Regions from separate parts of the Homo sapiens genome. Here region 2 is linked to region 1. A link is a contact called in ENCODE Hi-C data. All regions are on one chromosome and are shown on one strand. Each heading gives the region's core, a stretch centred on a gene start or an enhancer-like site at or near the end of the contact. The rest is flanking DNA. Distances are from core to core; before and after follow the strand shown. Region 1 has its middle 60 kb from the start of TLR4. Region 2 overlaps MEGF9 (multiple EGF like domains 9).

What was found. A loop is a pair of places that touch in the nucleus more often than their neighbours do. Pooled maps may share reads with other maps.
Region 2: a map of HCT116 shows a loop between it and region 1 (18-fold over the local background). The contact joins two enhancer-like sites. A Hi-C loop is called at or near these places in 2 of 168 maps with a recorded cell type or tissue (CD8-positive, alpha-beta T cell and HCT116) and 6 of 50 pooled maps.

The regions. Positions count from the first base shown.
Region 1 is chr9:117,642,015-117,647,259 of GRCh38, forward strand. No RefSeq gene overlaps it. Among named protein-coding and RNA genes, the nearest start is that of TLR4, 60 kb to the right of the region's middle. Within about 2 kb of position 2,842, at least 10 of the 41 ENCODE cell types and tissues checked have a DNase peak (open chromatin) inside an H3K27ac peak, as active enhancers do.
Region 2 is chr9:120,617,193-120,622,437 of GRCh38, forward strand. The region is part of intron 3 of MEGF9 (multiple EGF like domains 9); the gene reads right to left. Among named protein-coding and RNA genes, the nearest start is that of CDK5RAP2, 40 kb to the left of the region's middle. Within about 2 kb of position 2,724, at least 3 of the 41 ENCODE cell types and tissues checked have a DNase peak (open chromatin) inside an H3K27ac peak, as active enhancers do.

The sequences.
Region 1 (5,245 bases), core at 1,592-4,091:
GTTCGGATGTGTTTGGAGTTTCTTCCTTCTGGTGGGGTTCGTAGTCTCGCTGGCTCAGGAGTGAAGCTGCGGACCTTCGCAGTGAGTGTTACAGCTCTTAAGGCTGTGCGTCTGGAGTTGTTCCTTCCTCCCGGTGGGTTAGTGGTCTCGCTGGCTTCAGGAGTGAAGCTGCAGACCTTGCGGTGAGTGTTACAGCTCATAAAGGCAGTGTGGACCCAAAGAGTGAGCAGCAGCAAGATTTATTGCAAAGAGCAAAAGAACAAAGCTTCTACAGCGTGGAAGGCGACCTGAGCCGGTTACCACTGCTGGCTAGGGCAGCCTGCTTTTATTCTCTTATCTGGCCCCACCCACATCCTGCTGTTTAGTAGAGCCCAGTGGTCTGTTTTGACAGGGCACTGATTGGTGCATTTACAATCCCTGAGCTAGACACAAAGGTTCTCCACCTCCTCACCAGATTAGCTAGATGCAGAGTGTGGAAACAAAGGTTCTCCAAGTCCCCATCAGAGTAGCTAGATACAGAGTGTGGATTGGTGCATTCACAAACCCTGAGCTAGACACAGGGTGCTGATTGGTGTGTTTACAAACCTTGAGCTAGATACAGAGTGCCGATTGGTTTATTTACACTCCCTTAGCTAGACGTAAAGGTTCTCTACGTCCCCACCAATCTCAGAAGCCCAGCTGGCTTCACCCAGTGGATCCCGCACCGGGGCTGCAGGTGGAGCTGTCTGCCAGTCCCGCGACTTGCGCCCGCACTCCTCAGCCCTTGGGTGGTCGATGGGAGTGGGCGCCTTGGAGCAGGGGGTGGCGCTCGTCAGGGAGGCTTGGGCCGCACAGGAGCCCACGGAGGGGCGGGGGGGAGGAGGCTCAGACATGGCCGGCTGCAGGTCCGGAGCCCTGCCCCGCGGGAAGGTGGCTAAGGCCTGGCGAGAAATTGAGCACAGCAGCTGCTGGCCCAGGTGCTAAGCCCCTCACTGCCCGGGCCGGCGGGGCCGGCCGGCCGCTCCGAGTGCGGGGTACGCCGAGCCCACGCCTACCCGGAATTCACGCTGGCCCGCAAGCACCGCGCCCAGCCCCGGTTCCCGCCCGCGCCTCTCCCTCCACATCTCCTCGCAAGCTGAGGGAGCCGGCTCCAGCCTTGGCCAGCCCAGAAAAGGGCTTCCACAGTGCAGCGGCGGGCCGAAGGGCTCCTCAAGTGCCGCCAAAGTGGGAGCCCAGGCAGAGGAGGCGCCGAGAGCGAGCAAGGGCTGTGAGGACTGCCAGCACTCTGTCACCTCTCAGTACTAGGTACTAAATCTGTTAATATTTGTAGAAGAGAGAGTGTTCATAGGACATTGTACCGAACAACTTGTTAAGCAGATATAACATGCCTGACCCACTGCGAGGCATAGGAAGAGGTCTCCAGAAACACAAGGTGGACTTTCTTCCTTTCTGTGCTGTCTGTGAAAATAAGCAGTTGGGCTGGACTGTGTCTATCAGTGAAATACAATATGAGGAACAGAAGTGTTCCGCTTGGGTTTCCGGTTATAGGAGCATGGTGATTTTTCAGGTGATACTCATTTAGATTACAACTTGATAGCGGCTTCTTCTGAAACCAGGTGAAGAATTCGTGGCTAATATTGCCACAATTTGTTGTTTACTGTTCCTATCTGCTTTGTAACACCTGCACTATGCTGTCCTTCTTGCATCTCAAACAACATCCTCTCCTTTATCTAGAGCCAGATTTGTTTGGCTGTTAATGTGATTTGCCTCTAAGAAACATTCTCTGAAAAGTCCAGAACAGCCTATGTTTAACCTTAGTAGCCTTTGATACGTCTTTTTGCAGCATGCTTATGTCAGGACATAAAAAGTCTGAATGTGAATTACGAATGGAGTTGTGTGCCATTTGTCGTTCACAACTGCTCTGTGGTCAATTTGTTTTCTTATTGACTTTTTTTTCTGTTCTCATCTGTTATTTTCCAGATATTTATTGGGTACCTAATACTGTGTATTATTACCTTGGAATAAGTGGAAAAAGAATATAACTATAGTGCATCTTGTCTCTTAAAGCAGAGTCAAAATTCCTCTAGTAAAAGTCAGTTTTGTTTAGGCTTACCTCGTCATCTACCTGAATGGACCTTAGTGATTTGTTTAATTCAATCCTCTCTTTATATAGTTGAGAAAACTAAGGCTCCTAGAGGAAAAAGTGACTGACTCAAGGGTACGCAGCTCCCATGGGTGTAACCTAATTCTGATTCCTACTCCAGGGTTTCTTACCTATATGCTGCACAGTGCCCAACACTGTGCAGAAAAGAGGAAGGAAGAGGTCATCAGGGCAAGTTAAGCAGGGTAGCTAAGAAATTAGTGAGTCATTTATTTGCTGTATTTTCTCCATTCAATATATACTTTTTAAAGACTCGTTACTATTTGTGAGGTGTGAAAAAAACAGTCTCTGCCATCTGCCAGTTCACTTCCTGGTAGGGGAGAGAAATCCACACACATTTAATTTGCATACAGTTTAGAATTTTGGTAAGTGCTACGATCACAATAAATAAAATGAAACGTGTTTGAAGGTCAGAGATTAATTGTGTTTGGTCCTATGAGCAAGTTTCTTACATTTTAGAACTTAGAGTACACGAGGGAAGAGGCATTCCATGAAAAGGGGCTAGCGGAGGAACATAAGTGTAAAAGGCCTCCAAATATAGTTTGCAGCATATACCAGCAGCAAAGACAGGAAAGTACCCCACTTAGGATCTGCTGGAGGTTAATCCTGATCTTACGCCACTTCCCATTTAAGGTTTCATTGGTTTTCACGTAAGTGTGCATGGATGCAGTGTTAGCTCTGGCCACATGATGGCGGTGCAGGGCCACAAAAGGGTCGCAAAGCCTCTGAACTAATTTTGAAGGTTGTGTTTGTAAAAAATGCCGGGAAGGAAGAAGGGTGCCCCAGACCAGGGGTCAGAGCGGCTTGGAGGGGCTTCTGGGAGAAGACAGCAGCCCTCAGATCTGGAGAGGCGGGTGCCATTATTCTGAACCTCTGGTCTGTTCAGAAACTCCGGAAATAATTTAGATGTTACATAACCTGTAGCCAGTGAAGAAAGCAGCCCTTTTGAATAGTACCCATTTAAAAAAATAAGAAGGCTTATAATACCCCACCTCCCAGTTTCCCTGAATGCTTTCCTTCTCTGTCAGGGTTGTGCCTGTGGTGCCTTGTTGCCACTTTGGTTGAGTAAAATGAGAGGTAGTTATCCAATGTGTTGGGAAAAGGAATAAATTGTTTCTTAATTACAGTACCCCTCAGACAGTATACGGAGAGGGAAAGGACACTAGTCCAAAACCCTTTGATCTGGGCTTGCCTTGCTCAGGCCACTTGCTTGGTTTTTCTCATCTCTTGAGTATATGGCGTGGGGGGTGGTTTTGTGTGTGTGTGTGTGTGTGTAATGGTGTGTGGTTGTGCGATTGCACCTATGTGTAGTGGAGGGAATAGAGATACATGTGGTGGTGCTGGCACAGGCCATAGCTAAGGGCATTTTTGGCTCTGTGTAGAGTCTGGGATAGAGAAAGAGGAAGAGAGTGAGAGAGAGAGAGAGAGAGAGACAGAGACAGAGAAAGAGGGAATGAATTCCCAGAAGATTCCTGGGGTTAAGGAAATGATTTGATTAAAATCTCTGGCAAAGAGTGAGTTTTGAAATCGATTATTTAACCCATGTTCTTCCCTGACTTCTCACTTTTCAGTCCACCCCTGCATGCTGTCTGTGCCTGTCTTGTTCTTTCTGTCTTGGCAGCCACTCCTGTCTCCTCTCTTTCAATCTCTATTACCCTCAGTTTCCATCCTCTTTTCTGTTGCTTTCAAATAAAAGCTTTGTGGGAGAGAAAGAGGGCCTAGGGTCAGACTATACAGTGCCCCCAAGAAAAGGAAGAAAAGAATGATGGAAGAATCCCTGCTGTCTGTGTGGCTGGGGGTGGTGGGGGAAGCAATGTTGGAAGAGAGGGATGATAAATAGATAAGCCCCCACGTTGAGGAGGCTGCTGTCCAGGAGAAATCCTGCTTCAGAAGAGGAGGAAACAAATAAAGACAAATGTCCAGGAGCTGGAAATGGGTGGAGTTGATGAGATGGGGTGTTTGTTTGCGTGTGGAAATTGTAGCTTCTCTCTCTTTTCATTCTACAAAGACAGAACTTCTCAATTTTTAAGTCACAATACATTTCCAGAAATCATTTATTTCTAAACATTACCAGTCAAATCCCCCATTCCTTTCTGCTTTTAGAATTTGAGTGAGATTGATTTGTGTTTTTAATTTTAAAGGGCAGAAAAACAGGCTGTTCAAGTGTTCCGCTGGCATGGGAATTCCGGGCATGGTCTTTGTCCTCCTCCCTTCATTCTTTCCCACTCCCTCTTTTCTGCCCCCTCATCCACACCAGGGAGGGTCCCCAGGATGCCAAGATAATAATTTTGATTTGGTTTTATTTTTATATTTATAATGCAACGTAAATTTTTTTCCAGAATTGATATTTGTAAAGACCATTTTCAAATATACACAAGTCAGAGAGGCAGCGTGGGTGGGATTTGAGAAAGAATGTGTTGTTTTTCTCTGTTATCATTATTATTTACTAACCTTTTATTCAAGCACTGTAATGGAAGATCGACAAAACAACTCTCATCCCATAATCAATTATAGCTGGAAGACAATAAATAGCTATTCAACGTTTCTTTCATGTTCTGGAAAAAATGGATATATTGACTGCCTTTAAAGTTGGGGCCCTTCCATAGACGCTGGGTGGGCTGTTGTAATTGGCTCTTCTAATCCCATAATCTTTATGAGCTTGGCATAGATGAACATAACAAAAATCATGATAAAAACAATAATTTACTTTGGTGTTAGCTGTTAGAGTTTGTAAAACAATGGCATAGGCATTATGAAATTGAATTATTTCAACTGCCCTGTGAGATAGTAATTATTTTCCCCATTTTGTCAATGAGGCAACTGTGATTCAGCCAGACTGAACTTGGGCCAGCATTCCCCTCACTACATCCAAGCAGCAGCAGCCTAACGCATCCTCTTTCTGCAGATGTACAGACCAAGTCTAAATGAGGTGGCACACATTCAACGAGGGTAAGGTAGGATGGGTACAAAATGCCCACAGATGCCCCAGGAAGCAGACCAAGAGCAGGGAAGTCATTTGGAAACAGACCTTCTTTCAAGTTCTGACTTCACTCTTACTAGATCAAAAGCTGTGGACATAAGACATGACTTTTTCAAACTTTAGTT
Region 2 (5,245 bases), core at 1,474-3,973, 3.0 Mb after region 1:
CTCAAAAATCTTTGTAGAGATAACCAAGAAAATAAATAGTCAAAGAAAGGAATGTAGGGCTCCTTTCCAGCCAAATTCAGGGACAAAACATTGAAAACATACATTGTTACCTGCAAAAAGACCTTTCCTTATTCCTTTATTTATTTTACCATTTCATCATTTATATATAAACCTATCTGAAATACAGTAATGTGCTTTGTTGTAGGAAGAAATGCCTTACCCTCTTTATAGAACAAAAGGCAAGCTTTAACCTGTCAAACTGAAAGAAGGCCAGTATGGAGCCCAGGTTAACAAGGGAGAGAGTAACAGGGCATAAGGTCAGAGAGAAAGGCAGGGCCCAGAAAATGTAAAACCAGATAGGCCATAGAGAGATGTTTGAATTTTATTTATTCCAAAAGGGATGAGAAGCCATTGGAGGGCTTAAGCATGAAAATGACATGATCTGGTTTTACATTTTAAAAAGATTGCTCTGGTTGTTATGTGGAGACTAACTGTGGTGGGGTGGGGATCAGAGAATAGGGAGAGAAGAGAGGAGGCTGAAAGGCCAGATGAGACTGTGCCAAAGTAGTTCAAAGAGATGACAGTGGCTTGGGCAAGGATGATGCAATAAAAGTCATGAACAGTGGTCAGATTCAGGGTATGTTTTGAAGATAGGGCTGATGGAATATACTGATGAGCTGGATATTTGCAGTAATAAAAAGGAGCAAAATCAAAAATGACTACTAGGCTTTGGGACTGAGTAACTTGGTGAAATGAATAGAGCAGGCTTAACTTATAAGTTGAAAAAAAAGTTGTTTTGGATGTGTTAGGTATATAATGCCAATTAAAACAAGTGGATATTTGACAGTTGGATATTTGAGTGTGGAGATCAACGGAGAAATGCAAATCTGATAATAAGCACATATATAGATGGCATTTAAATTAAATCCAGGGTTAAGGGGGAAAATGAGCTAAAACAAACAAACAAATACAAATTAAATCCAGGGGACTGAATGAGACCACTTAGGGAGAAAGTTTAAATGGCAAAGACAAACTTGACAAGCTCTGAGCCCTGAGGCACTCCAGTGCTTGGAGCTGAACTGAGGAAGATGTAGTAGAACAAATAAGAAGGAAAAGCTGGTTAGGTAGCACAAAAACTAGGAAAGCATGATACTCTGAAGTAAGTATCATTGGGGAGTAGAGGATTGGTCAACTCAGTCAAGCTGCTCAGGTCAAGTTACTCATCATGGGACACTATGAATACATAAAGGTACACTGGATTTTCAAAGGAAGTATATTATATGAACATGAAGTTCCAGTTTTAAAAATAATATCCCCCCACTTCCATTTTAAGGGAAACGTGCTTAATAAAGAAAATCTAGAAAAATACAGGAGTAGAAAGGGGTAAAAAATCATCCTAGGAAATCTCTCATTAAGATTTTTAGGCTGGGCTCCGTGGCTCAAGTCTGTAATCCCAGGACTTTGGGAGGCCGAGATGGGTGGATCACCTAATGTCAGGAGTTCAAGATCAGCCTGGCCACCATGGTGAAACCCCGTGTCTACTAAAAATACAAAAATTAGCTGGGCGTGTGATGGTGGGCGCCTGTAATCCCAGCTACTTGGGAGGCTGAAGCAGAAGAATCGCTTGAACCCGGGAGCCAGAGGTTGCAGTGAGCCGAGATCGTGCCATGTACTCCAGCCTGGTGACAGAGCAAGACTCGGTCTCAAAAAAAAAAAAAAGATTTTTAGTACTTCTCTTTGTAATCTTTCCTCATTTACAGGGGTTTGGCTTTTGTTTTTTAACTAGTCTAATTATATGGCATAAGTTATTTTATACCTTGCTTCTTTCACTTTCTCATATTGCTATATATCATTCTTTAAAACATTTTATCAGCCAGGCACAGTGGCTCACATCTGTAATCCCACCACTTTAGGAGGCCGAGGCAGGCGGATCACCTGAGGTCAGGAGTTCGAGACCAGCCTGCCCAACATGGCAAAACCCCGTCTCTACTAAAAATACAAAAAATTAGCCGGGCGTGGTGGTGGGCGCCTGTAATCCCAGCTACTTGGGAGGCTGAGGCAGGAGAATCGCTTGAACCCAGGAGGTGGAGGTTGCAGTGAGCCGAGATCGCGCCACCATACTCCAGCCTGGGCAACAAGGGTGAAACTCTGTTTCAGAAAAAACAAAACAAAACAAAACATTTTATCGAGAACATAGTAACAGTTACCATTTACTGATTACTTGTGATGGACCAGGCACTATATAAAGGCTGTACAAGTGTATTGCATTTAATCTTCACGACAACCCACTAGGCAGTTACTGCTATTATATCAAATTTATAGATGAAGAAACAGATTAAGCAACTTGCTCAAGGTAAGGTCAACATTTGGTTTTCTGTGTTTTTAATAATATACTGCCTAGATAACAGTATTTACTTAATACCCTATTGTGAGAAATTGGGTTGCCTAACTTTTTAAAATTGTAACTACCATTTTGGTGAGCATCTCTGAATATAACCTTCTTAAGAATTTAGAATTCTTTCCTTAGAATAGATTCCTGGAAATAGAACTACCAGATCAAAGAACAATTTTTAAGATTTCTAATACTTACTGTCAAATTGCTTTCCAAAATGTTTATCCAAATATATCTTACCACAAAAAAAGAGTACTTTGAAAATCTACTTCAATCTAAAACACAAGGTATAGCAAAACAGTAGAGGGGGTGAAAATAGGACTGTGAAAACACAGTAAGTGGCCACCAGAGGGCAACCTTATCACAGCACTGTTGAAAATAAAGTCACTTGACGAGAGTGGTTTTATATAAAGCTTGTAATTTTAAATACAGTATTTGCACTCCTTCACGTTGGATTCCACTTTTATTATAATTCCAAACAAAGAACCCATTTATTTCTCTCACTACTAGCTGCTTTTAGAAACCATAACCATGAAAAGAATTATTTTGCCTTAAATTATCTCCAGAGAAAGGACAGGTCAGCACTTACATGACAGTAAAGACAGTGGCCTCGTTGCCTTAAGAAAAATTAAAACTGAGAATCAGCAATGTAGACTGCTTTTCGGTACTGTAAAAGATCTAGGGAGTAATTTTAATCGACTCAGTATAATGAAGTATTCCTGTTGTTACTCAGTATTGAAAATAATCTTTCCTCTGTACGCCTTTCCATTCATTTGTTCATTTATTTGATAAAAATTTAGTGAGTAGTTACTATATGCTAAAGCTCCATGCTAGAGATTGTGTATACAATGGTGAAAAAAAAAAGTTCTTGCCCTCATGAGTGAGCCATATGTGACTCAGAATCACAAATAAATATACAATTACAAACTGTGAAAAGTGCTATGAAAAAATACAAGTATATGTGAGAGCATATAATAAGGAAATTACCATTAAGCCTAGAGCATCAGGAAATGCTTTCTAATGAAGTGGCCTTTAATTGACGACTCGAGGGAAGAATGTGATTTAATAAGGCAGAGGGGTCAAGGATGGAGGTAGAGGTGGATTAGAAAAACCATTCTTGGCAGAGGAAAGATCATATATGAGAACCCTGGGACCAGGGAACATGCCTTGTTTTAGAAATAAAAGCCAGTCTGACTGGATCACAGATGTAAAGAAAAAGAACGCCACAAGATAAAACTGGCAAATAGGCAGAGACAAGATCGCATAAAAGAAAAAAAAAACAATTTCTTCTAAATCAATTTGTTTTACTATAGAGTATTTGAATGAAGAATAAAACTTTCAACCGATTTTTCCAGGGTACTTTTGACTTCAAGTATTTTGCCACCCTGTTCTCATAAAAACACTTGTACTTGTCAGACTAGTGTGTCCTGATTTTTTTTGCTTGTTTGTTTGGGAAAAAAAATGTTTCCAAGGAAGGATACTTAATTCTTACATTTAGGAAAACTAAGATCAGAAGTTAATTGGCTTTAGTTTTTAATGGTTTGACTAAGTTTGCCTAAATGTGGTTTTCTTTGTTTTATATTGCTTAGGGTTTGCTGAACTTTCTGAATCTGTCGGTTGACACCTTTAATCCATTTGGAAAATTCATGGCCATTTTCTCTTCAGATATTACTGGGATCCAGTATCACTTTCCTCTCTTTTTAGATCTCCAATTACATTTATGCTAAACCTTTTGGCTGTGTCCCACATCTTCCCTGCTCTGTTCTTTCCATTATATTTTCTCGAAATGCTTCAGTTTGGATATTTTTAATTGTACTGTATTCAAGTCTTCTAACTTTGTCTTCACTGTGTACAATCTACTGTTAGATTAATGCAATGAGTTATTAATTCACATGTTGTATTTTTCAGTTCCAGTTTGTTCATTTGATATTTTAGAGATTCCAATTTCTATTGACATTTTGCCTCTCTTCACCTATTTTGTCTGATTTTCCCTTTATTGTATGAAAATACTAACTTTAGTCAAGTCTTTCTAAGTTGACTCTAACACCTAGATCACCTAAAGGTCTGCTTCCATTGCTCATTTTTTTTCTCTTTGGTATTGGTCACATTTTTCTGTCTTTGCATTGTCCAGTATTTTTTATTGTATGCCGGACACAGTATATAAAAGAACCAGAGAGGGCTCCCCTTTCATCTGTTAGGCAGATATAATGAGAGAATTACTTCAATCCAATCAGAAGGTGAGGCGGCTTGAGGGTGGACTGTAATTTTAGTATGAGTTAATCAACTTCTGGTTCCTTACTATTTCTTGGTCAGAGCCTAGCAAGCCTGTGTCTCCTTAGCCCTAAAAGACTGTGAGAGATTTGTATTGGCCTTTGGTAATTTGAGCTTAGGTCCCACTGCATGCACCCTCAGAGTCTGAAGACATCTTGAGGGGGAGATAATTGAATGTCATAGCAGGCCCTCTCTTTCTAAAGGGATTTTGTCTCCTCAGCACAAGACTGAAAGAGAAAGAGATTTTTTTCTACCTTTCTGGCCCAGCCTTCCATCTTTTGCATAGTCGGCTAATATCCTGTGGGAAAGCTGGCCTTGTGTTTGGGGATCCTCTTGTTTCCAACCATCATGCAAGCCTCAAATGACTGCCAAAAACATTTCTTGTATCTCTTTCCTAAAGAATTCCTTTGCTTGGGTCTAGCTCATTCTTTGCCTATGCTCAGAATCAGCAAATGTCCCCTGGAAAGACAATGGCTGGTGATCATCAGTTTACCTAGGAAGAGTTCCAACCTTTCTGGAATTTTAGTTCCTATAGTTCTCCTTGCCTCCATAGGTATATGACTTTTTTTTTTTTTTTTTAAT